Regions from separate parts of the Homo sapiens genome. Here region 2 is linked to region 1. A link is an interaction called in ENCODE POLR2A ChIA-PET data of the cell type or tissue named here. Cell type or tissue: GM12878. All regions are shown on one strand. Links, peaks and the distances in the headings refer to the core of each region. The heading gives the core; the rest is flanking DNA. Region 1 overlaps MNAT1 (MNAT1 component of CDK activating kinase). Region 2 overlaps MNAT1 (MNAT1 component of CDK activating kinase).

Evidence for each region. ChIA-PET counts read pairs that join two places held together with the same protein. Peaks named below come from ENCODE experiments on the same cell type or tissue, not always from the same donor. Only the 100,000 strongest peaks of a DNase experiment are listed, where the experiment ranks them.
Region 2: POLR2A ChIA-PET joins it to region 1 with 6 read pairs; 2 of 35 experiments call an interaction of 5 or more read pairs at or near these places.

What each region holds. Positions count from the first base shown.
Region 1 is chr14:60,923,928-60,929,326 of GRCh38, reverse strand. All of the region lies in intron 7 of MNAT1 (MNAT1 component of CDK activating kinase), which reads right to left. Among named protein-coding and RNA genes, the nearest start is that of TRMT5, 54 kb to the left of the region's middle. In GM12878, for the core only: no CTCF peak of the experiment used is centred there; a DNase peak (open chromatin) is centred at 3,096.
Region 2 is chr14:60,842,645-60,848,043 of GRCh38, reverse strand. The region is part of intron 6 of MNAT1 (MNAT1 component of CDK activating kinase); the gene reads right to left. Among named protein-coding and RNA genes, the nearest start is that of MNAT1, 110 kb to the right of the region's middle. In GM12878, for the core only: no CTCF peak of the experiment used is centred there; a DNase peak (open chromatin) is centred at 2,323; H3K27ac peaks cover 591 bases.

The sequences.
Region 1 (5,399 bases), core at 118-5,117:
TGATCCATAAAAGAAAAAATTGGTAAGCTGAATTTCATCAAAATTCAATGTGTTATACTTCAAGAAACATCATTAAAAAATAAAATAACAAACCACACTCTAGGAAAACATATTTACAAAATATAAATATACATATATATATATATATATATATATTTTTTTTTTTTTTTTTTTTTTTGGGAGATGGAGTCTCACTCTGTCACCCAGGCTGGAGTGCAGTGGCATGATCTCGCCTCACTGCAACCTCTGCCTCCCAGGTTCAAGTGATTCTCCTGCCTCAGCCTTCTGAGTAGCTGGGACTACAGGCACATGCGACCACACTGGCTAATTTTTTGTATTTTTAGTAGAGACGAGCTTTCACCGTGTTAGCCAGGATGGTCTTGATCTCCTGACCTCGTAATCTGTAATCTGCCCACCTAGGCCTCCCAAAATGCTGGGATTACAGGCATGAGCCACTGTGCCCAGCCACAGATTATATTTAATAAAATGCTGATATCCAGAATATATAAAGAATTATAAGATATATATATATGGCAAGTGCTTTGTAAAATGACATTCTTTTTTTAACTATTAATTTTTTTATTTAAAAAATCACATAATCAAAAAATAACTTTTTGTAACTTTATAATAAAACAAATGACCCAACTTTAAAATGAGTAAAAGATCTGAACAGACATCATACCAAAGAAGATATATGGATGGGTAATAAACACATAAAAAGAAGCTCAATATCATTAACCATGAGGGAAAGACAAATTAATGAGATACCAATTTTTACTCGCAACAATGGTTATAATCAAAATGACAATAATAAACATTGCTGAGGATGTGGAAAATGGAAACCCTCATGCCAGTAGGAATGTAAAATGTACAGCCACTTTATAAAACAGTTTGGCAGCTTCTGAAAAGTTAAATACAAATTTGTTACATGATCCAGCATTCATTCCTAAGTATATATCCAAGATATATGAAAACATACATGCAAACAGTATGAATATTTATAGCAGCATTATTAATGGTGTCCAAAAAGTGGCAATAATCAAAAAGTCCATCAACTGATGAATGGATAAGCAAATAGATAACGTGTAGTATATCCATTCAATGGAGTATTATTCAGCAATAAAAAGAAATGAAACATGGATATATATACTACAATATGAACCTCAGAAACATGAAAGAAACCAGACACAAAAACCACATACTTATGATTCCATTTGTATCACATGTCTAGAATAGGCAAGTCTGTGGAGACAAAAAAGAGCTAAGTGGTTGCCCAAGTCTGGTGATGGGAAAGGGGGCTAACTATAAACTAACATGATGGATCTTTTGGGGTTGTCGAAGGTTCTAAAACTGGACTGTAGTCAGGTTTGGTACAAAATAAAATGCAGGCACTTTGTTTAAAAAGCAGGAAAACATTTTTTTCCTTTCTTCTAGGGTCTCTCTCTTGACCTGTTATGGTACTTTATTTGCTATTTAATGCTGTATCCCTCAGTCATGAGATACTCATTGGGTAAATGCAGACCCTCAGAGGCACACAAGGCACATACATCCAGTCCTGACCTTCCCTGTGTCCACAGCCTCACCGTGGGTAGAGGCAGCAACAATGAGCAGAAACAGAAAGAAGGTGGTCGAAAACATGTCTCAAGGTGGGAAGAATACGTGGTTCAAAGCCCCTAGAGCATGTTCAATTGTCCCATCAGACTTTACTTACAAAACGATAAATCTAAACATAAAATTATTAAGAATTCAAGATGACAACCACAGAGTATTAAACTCCAAGTACAGGGCACCCTTGTGAATTCAGGGCTCCTTTCTGGGCATGGGGCCCTGTGAGACTGTACTGGTTACACATACATGAAGTTGGCCCTGATTGTAGTGATGGTTGTACAACTTGGTAAATTTACCAAAAATCACTGAATCATATATTTAAAATGCGTTACCTTTGTGGTATGTAAATTTTACTTCAATAAAGTTTTTAAAAGTAGCTTTAAGTCTTTGGTAGTAGCACACTAAAATTAACGAAATTGGGTAGAGCATCATAGACTCTGCATGTCTACCCTTTGTCTTGAGTCTAAACCTCAAACAGTATCCCAGGCTGAGTGCCTTTTACAGGGCCAAATAAGCAATAGGTCCCAAAGGATGACCTCTGATAAAGGAGATGTATCTCAAGAAGGCCCACATCAAGTCAGAAGATATAGTTTTCCTTTTGAACATGTAAATTAACTTTGAAATAATAAGAACCATACATATTGGTCTTTGCCCACAGTCCCTGGCACAGGGCTAATAAACTTATAGATAGGGTGGCAAGGAGAATCTTTTGTTCTAATATTTGGTCTTTGACTCCATTTCTTGACACAGAGCTCCTAAATGCCTTAGAATTTCCTGGGTAATAGGAGCATCTTTTGTTTGAAGGAAGCAAATCTTATGGGTTCCTGAATGGCCTCAGGATGGGGTTGGTTCACAAGGGGAACCAACCATGCAGTTAGCAGGCTGGAACTTCTAGCCTCACCCTCTGACCTCTAGGGAAGGGAGGAGGCTGAAGGTTGAGTTAATCACCAATGGCCAATGATATAATCAACAGAGCCTACATAATTAAGCCTTCATAAAAATCCAAAATGACAGAGTTGGGATGAGCTTCTGCACAGCTGAACTTGTGGAGATCCGTGGCGGGTGCGTGGCATGTCAGAGGGCATGGAAGCTCTGTGCTCCCCAACTATGCACCTCTTCCATCTGGCTGTTCACGTATATCCTCTGTAATATCCCTTATAATAGTTGGATAAACATAAGTAAAGTGTTTCCCTGAGTTCTGTGAGCCGCCCTAGCAAATTAATCAAAACTGACGAATGGTCTGTGGGAACCCCCAATTTATATCTGGTTTGGTCGGAAGTATAGGTAAGAACCTACTACTGGTGACTGGCATCTGAAGTGGAGGGCAGTCTTATGGGACTGAGCCCTTAACCTGTGGTATATGATACTATCTTCAGATAGACAGTGTCAGAACAGAACTGAATTAGAGGACGCCCAGTTGGTGTCTACTGGACTGGAGAACTGCTTTGGTTGGTGTGTGGGGGGAAAACCCCACAACACCTGTCGTCAGAAGTATTGACTGTGGTGTGTGAGAGTAGGAAGCGCATTTTGTTTTTTTCATATCTCTTTCAACAACTCTTTGTGGGTAGAATAAGGGTGATTTCTGAGGTAATGAGTTTACCTCATAACTGGAGAAGACCTTTTAACTACTAGGGATTTCTAACCAGAGAGTAGGGCCAAATGAACAGTATTGTGATGAAAGTCCACAATCATGACTGAATTTCCATCAAAAGATCTCCTCTTACACTGAGCAATTCTATGTGCTAAAGTGCTTCTGACTGACCTACTCTATGATCCAGAGTTCTATAACATTACTCTGGCATTTCTGTGATAACATAATTTTTCTTGAAAGATCTTATATTCTGCCAAATGTGAACTTAAAAGTTAGAAGTGAAATCGGGGACAGTCCACACAAAATCTACAATATAAATCTCAAAAACATGAAAGAAGCCAGACATGAAAGATAACATAACCAGGGACCCAACAAAAACATTAATTATTCCTCCAAAAAGTATTAACACAGTTGATTTTTTAAAGCTTGGTTAAGTTCCAAATAAACAGATGATACAGTAAATATAGGTTTTATAAGAAACGTAAGAAAAAAGTGAATGTAACCTGATGGAAGGAAGTGTAAGGAAGGGATAAGGTTGCTAAGTTATAAAAACAAGCAAAATGAGCAAAACTTGGGAAGAATTCCACAAGTAGCACTTCCAAGACAGGATGCATGGCAAAACTAAGCCAAAAGGAAGAACATGGTATAACTAGACATCCTGTACAGCACTCTCTTTACTCCTCTGTGGCTTCATGCATCCCATTGTGTTTTTGTTTCCATATACAGTCATCCCTTAGCATCTGTGGGGGATTGCTTCCAGAACCCCACCCCCAGGATACCAAAATCTGCAGATGCTTAAGTCCCTTATATAAAATGGCACTGTATTTCCATATAACCTGTGCATATCTTCTCATATACTTTATTTATTTAATTTATTTTTCACCCCCCTGGACACCAGGGAGCATATACTTGGTTAGTTATAATACCTAATACAACGTATTATAAATGCTATGTAAATAGGTGTTGTCGTGTATTGTTTAGGGAATAATGACAAGAAAAAAGTCTGTACACATTCAATGTAGGCCCAACTATTGTTTTTCTCCCCAAATACTTTCAATTTGCCGTTAGTTGAATCTATGGATGTGGACCCATGAATGGACAGCCAACTGTATCTGAGTTCAGCTGCTATTATTAATTAACAATGTAACATATTTACTTACTGGGAAAAATCATGTGCAAACAAAATAGCTTCTACAATATGGAATCTACATTATACAGATATCATTCCACTATTTACCATTCATGTGTGAGCTAATTCATGTTATAAATATGCGTTCTAGAAATAGGCAATGCAACAGGACAGACTGAATTTGATCTAGTACCTACTTTTAATATGTTTCCAAGTTGTCAGCTTTTGCCCTCACTCACCCATTCCCTGCCTTGCTTTACCCAACATCCCCAATGTTGGACACCTTTCAGTGACCTCATCTGTGGAGCTGTCTTTCAGAGTAGTTTTCTCTGTATGGGTTTAGTATTTTATTTTGAGAGTCAGGGAGGGTGATGTTATTTGTGTAGCTAGTTTTACAGTACAGAAGAAAGATTTCACATACATATTATTGTTTCTCCATTTTAAAAGTAGATGAATAAATATTTCATTTCTCTTTTTCAAATTAAAAACCACTGTCTCAATTTATTTTTTCTTATTATAGCTCTAAATAGAAAAAAAAATGCTTCCCCACCTTAATCTATATCACAGTTTTGCTATTTTCAAGGCATGGAGTACAGTTTTTTTTTTTTTTTTTTTAAACAGGCACTGAATTTGAAAAGCTCTTTAATACTAGCACAAACTTAGTAATATAAATTCTGGGGTGAATTATAAACTTTACATGTATGTGACATATCAATAAACTGTATTGCAAATATCCCCCAAAGCAAACAAACAAACAAAAAACAGGCTATTATTACTCTCTACCAGTTTCATTACAGTTACAAAGACTGCCATAAATGTTTTTTATTTACAAACATCTACTGGTCTCAGAAGTTTTCATCACTAAAAAAATTAGACTATTTGAAACAGAGGTAAAATGCTTGTTTTCTGAAACAAACTTTTTGTTTTACTTTTTAAACTTCTTCTGCCTCCTTTAAAGTGGCAGTCATAATATTCATTAGTGTTCAAGTGCCAGGGATGTTAAGTCACTTACACCTCAAATGGGCCTTATAAATATATCTACTGTTTTTATCTTGTTTTGTTTTGTTTTAA
Region 2 (5,399 bases), core at 97-5,096, 81 kb after region 1:
ACAAAGAAATGAAGAATACTCAAGAGGTAATTACATAGACAAATCTAAAAGACTGAATAAAAACTTTTCTCTCTTTATTCCTCTTAACAAATTTACAAAACAGCTACAAAAAAAAACCTGTAAAACTGTATGGTTAATCTTACAGCATATAAAATATAATACATATGACAATGGCACTCTCCAGGAGAGGAAAAGGAATGAAGCTATACAGAATTAAATATTCTACATATTACTAACACTGAATTAGTATTAATATGAAGTCAATTGTAATAAGTCAATATGCATATTGTAACCCTAGGTCAACCAATATAAAAACACTTAAAAATATGCATAGTAAAAAGAAAATAATTTAAATGTGCACAAGAAAATATCTATTTAACACAAAAAAGAGCAATAAATGAGGAAGAGAAGAACAAAAAGCACCATGAGAAATATACAAAACAAACATTAAACGTAAATAGCTTGAACACTATAAAAACAAAGACTATCCAAATGAAAAACATCCAGCACACATTAGAATCAAAGATATAAAATAGGTTGAAAGCAAAAGTGTGAAACAAGATAAACAATGTAAACAATAACCATAAGAGAGCTGAAGTAGCTGTACTAAAATAAAACAAGTCTTTTTTTTTTTTTTTTTGAGACGTTGTCTCACTCTTTCACCCAGGCCAGACTGCAGTGGTGCGATCTTGGCTCACTGCAACCTCCGCCTCCTGGGTTCATGCCATTCTCCTGCCTCAGCCTCCTGAGTAGCTGGAACTACAGGTGCCCGCCAACACACCCAGCTAATTTTTTGTATTTTTAGTAGAGACGGGGTTTCACCGTGTTAGCCAGGATGGTCTCGATCTCCTGTCCTCATGATCCGCCCGCCTCGGCCTCCCAAAGTGCTGGGGATTACAGGTGTGAGCCACCGTGCCCGGCAAATAAAACAAGTCTTTAAGACAAAAACTGTTACTAGAGACAAAAGCATTTCATAATGATAAAAGGGTCAATATCATGAAGATATAAAAATTATAAACATACAAAAGGAGTCTCAAAATACATGAAGCAACGCTGGACAGAATTGAGAGAGAAATAAACAATTCAACAATAATAGTCAGAGATTTCAAAACTCCACTCAATAATTGATAGACAAACTAGACAGAAAATCTGTAAGGACACAGAAGACTTCAACATAACCATCAAGCAACATGATGTAACTAACATCTAACACATTCTTCCCAAATATAGAATAAAATTTCAAGTACTTGTGGAACATTCTCCACAATAAAAAATATATTTGGCCATAACATAAGTAACGGTAAATTTTAAAAATTGGGATCATACAAAGCATGCCCTCAAACCAAAGTGGAATTAAATTAGAACAACAACCTCTAAATAATCCATGGTCAAACAAGAAATCACAAGAAAAAATTTAAAAATGTATCCAATTGTATGAATATGAAAATACAACATATTATTGTAGCAAAAGCAGTATGTAGAGGTATTATAGCTTTAAATGCCTATTTTTAGAAAAGAAGAAAGACCTCAAATAAATAACCCAAGTTTCCACCTTAAGAAATTAGGAAAAGAAGAGCAAAGCTTATAAGCAGAAGGACAACCATAAATATTAGAATGGAGATCAATGAAATGGAAATCAAAAAAAATTTTTTAAAAATTCTTAAAACCAAGGTTGATTCTTTGAAAAGATCAACAAGACTGTCACACCGCTAGGTTGATGTGCCAAGGGAAAAAAAAGAGAAGGAACAAAACTACCAAAATAAGAAATAAAAGAGTGAACGTGATCCTGACCCTACAGAAATTCAACTTAGAAGAAACTGACCAATTTCTAGGAATACTCAAAATATCAAGACAAGGAATGAAGGAAAAAGAAAAAGGAATAGGAGAATGGGGAAGGGGAGGCAAGGGGAGGAAAGGAAGAGAGGGAGGGAAAAGAGAGGAAGGAAAAAGAAACGGGGATAGAAAAAGGAAGTGTGAATAGGCTTATTATTAGTAAAGAAATTGAAACAGTATTTGGAAATCCTCTCATTAATAAAAGCCAAAACCAGATGGTTCACTGGTAAATTCCATCAAATATTTCAAGAAAAAATAATACCAATGGTTCAGAAACTCTTCTAGAAAGCAGAGGACAAGGGAATATTTTCCAAAACATTTTATGGGGTCAATATTATCCTCATACTAAAGTCTAACAAAGCCACACTAAAACAAGGATGAAGCACAAAAACTTTACACTAAGTCAAAGAAGCTAGGCTCAAAAGACTACATTTTGTATTATTCTATTTATAGAAAATGTCAAAAAAGATAACTATACAGAAACAGAAAGTAGAGAAGTGGTTGCCTAGGGCTCGGAGTGAAAGCAGAAGTAACTATCAACTATCACAAGGCATCTTCTGCAGGTGATAAACTATTCTAAAACAAGATTATGGTTGCAGATCTCTTTAATATTACTAAAAAATTATTAAATCATATGCTTAATGTGAGTGGATTTTATTGTATGTAAATTATACTTCAATAACTGTTTAAGAAAAAACCGGTTCAGTGACTAGATCAACAACATCTACCTAGACTAATCAAGATTAAAGGCAGAGTGCTGGGAATTTGCTAAAAATTAGCAGTGTAACTCTTATAGGCATTTAAAGAATTAAGAAAATATTATAAACAACTTTATGTCAACAAATACACTTTAGATGAAATTCTCAAATTCTTTGAAAAATACAACTTACTAAAAAAAATAGAGAAAAGCTGAGTAGATTTTTTAACTGAGTTTATAAAAAACCTATATACAAACAAATTAGAGTCCCAGATGGTTTCACTACTGAACCCTATAGAAACACATAAAAAAAAAACATTAATTTCATACAAACTCTTTCAAACATAAGGTAGTAGACCCCACTTTCAAGTGAAGCCAATGACGCTAACAAAACCATTGCTAGCATTACTGATAAAAACATTATATTACTCCAAAGCTAAACAAAGACATCTACAGGAAAAGTATAGAGCCATATCCCTGATGAATACAGACACAAAAATCCTTAATAAAAATATTATCAAATTGAATTCACATATATCATAACCATGTAGAATTTATCACAAGAATGCAAAGTTAATATATAAAAATGAATCAATTTAAATCACTAACAGTATAAAGAAGAAAAATGATATTTAATAAACACAGAAAAAGCACTTGACAGAATTCAACATCTACTCATAACTTTTCAAAAATTTCAGTACTCTAGAAATGGAAGGAACTTTCCTCAATCTGATGAAAGACATTCATGAAAATTCTACAGCTAGTATGACATATAATGTCAAAAGACTAAATGATTTCTCTCTTAGGTGGGGAATAAGGCACTGCAATAGGGCAAGTAACAGAAATAAAAGGCAGAGAAGTAAAACTGTCTCTAAATGCAGTTAACACAATTGTTTATATAAACAATCCTAAAAAATCTAAAAACGACTACTCAATAAGTAAAATAGAAAAGCTCATCGCACGCAAGCCCAATGTAAAAATATACATACCAGGATTAAGCAATAGAAAATGAGATTTGAAATAACTATTTCCTTGAAAAGAGCATCCCACACATAAAATACTTAGGGAAAAAAATGACAATAAGTCTAACACAAACCACTGAAAACTACAAAACATTGCTGAGATAAAGAGGCCCTAAATAAATGAAGCATACCATGTACATGTAGTGGAAGACTCAGTATTTTAGATCTTAATTCTCCCCACATTGATCTATAGATCCAATCAGAATATCAATTATACTTTTACCAAGAATTTTTGTAAAAACTGACAAACTGAATCTAAAATGTTAAGGATATGCAAAAAGCAATCTTGAAAAAGAAAAAGAATTGGAACACTTATACTACCTTAATTCAAGAATTACTATAGTAATCAAGATAAGTTATTGAAACAGAATAAGGAAAACAGAAATAGACCTAAACTTATATGCAGTCAATTGATTTTCAACAAAGGCACCAAATATGTGAAAGCAATCCAATGAAGAAAAGTATTCTCTACAAATACAACTAAATGTTCACATGCAAAAAAGAAACCCAAACAGGTACTGTATACCATACATAAAAATTAATACAAGATGGATCAGGAACCCAACTATAAATGCAAAAACTACAAAGTTTCTAAACAGGAGAATTATCGTTGTGACTTGGGGGAAGGAAAAGGTTCCTTAGATAGGACACAAAAATTACCTTAAAAGAAAAACATTCATAAATCTGACTTCATCAAAATTTATAACTTCAGTTCATCAAAAAACATTACTAAGAAAAAGAAAAAGTGAGCCACAGACAAGAGAAATTATTCATAAAACAGATGTCTGACAAAGGACTTATGTTCAACACATTGTAAAACATTTTACAAATCAATAGTAAAAGCACAAACAACTCAATTTTTTTAATGGACATAAGATTTTAATAGAGTCATCACAAAAAGAGATATAAAAAAGGCAAACGAGGCCGGACGCAGTGGCTCATGCCTGTAATCCCAGCACTTTGGGAGGCCGAGACAGGCGGATCACGAGGTCAGGAGATTGAGACCAGCCTGGCCAACACGGTGAAACCCCGTCTCTACTAAAAATACCAAAAATTAGCCGGGCATGGTGGTGGGTGCCTGTAATCCCAGCAGCTTGGGAGGCTGAGGCAGGAGAATAGCGTGAACCCGGGAGGCGGAGCTTGCAGTGAGCTGAGGTCGCGCCACTGTACTCCAGCCTGGGCGACAGAGCGAGACTCCATCCCAAAAGAAAAGAAAAAAGGCAAACGAATGAATAAAAAATGCTGAAAACCATTAGTTCTCCAGGAAATAAAAATCTAAATTACAATGAGATACTATCAATCATCACCAAAATAACTAAAATTAAAAAGATTGACAACATTAAATATGACTGAAAGTGCTAGGATTACAGGCATGAGCCACTGTGCCCAGCCAGCTGCTTTACTAGTAATAGTCAAAAACTATAAACAGCTCAGGTATTCCCCAACAAGAGAATTGCTAAACAGATATACACACATTCCCTGACTTATGACGGTTTGACTTACAAGTTTTTGACTTCATGATGACGCAAAATCAACAGGCATTCAGTAGAAACTGTAATTCGAATTTTGATCTTTTCCTGGGCTAGCAACATGCAATAGGATGCTCTCTCATGATGCTGGGCTAATGTAAGTGTTCTGAGTACTTGTATTAAGGAAGCCTATACTAAATTATGATGTTCAGCAGGTTAGGTATATTAAATGAATTTTTGACTTATGGTATTTTCAACTTATGATGGGTTTATCTAGACATGCCCCATCAAATAAATTGAGGAGCATTTATATTCAAACAAATGGAATATTACATAGCAATATAAAGCAACTAATTCTTGATATACAAAACAACAAAA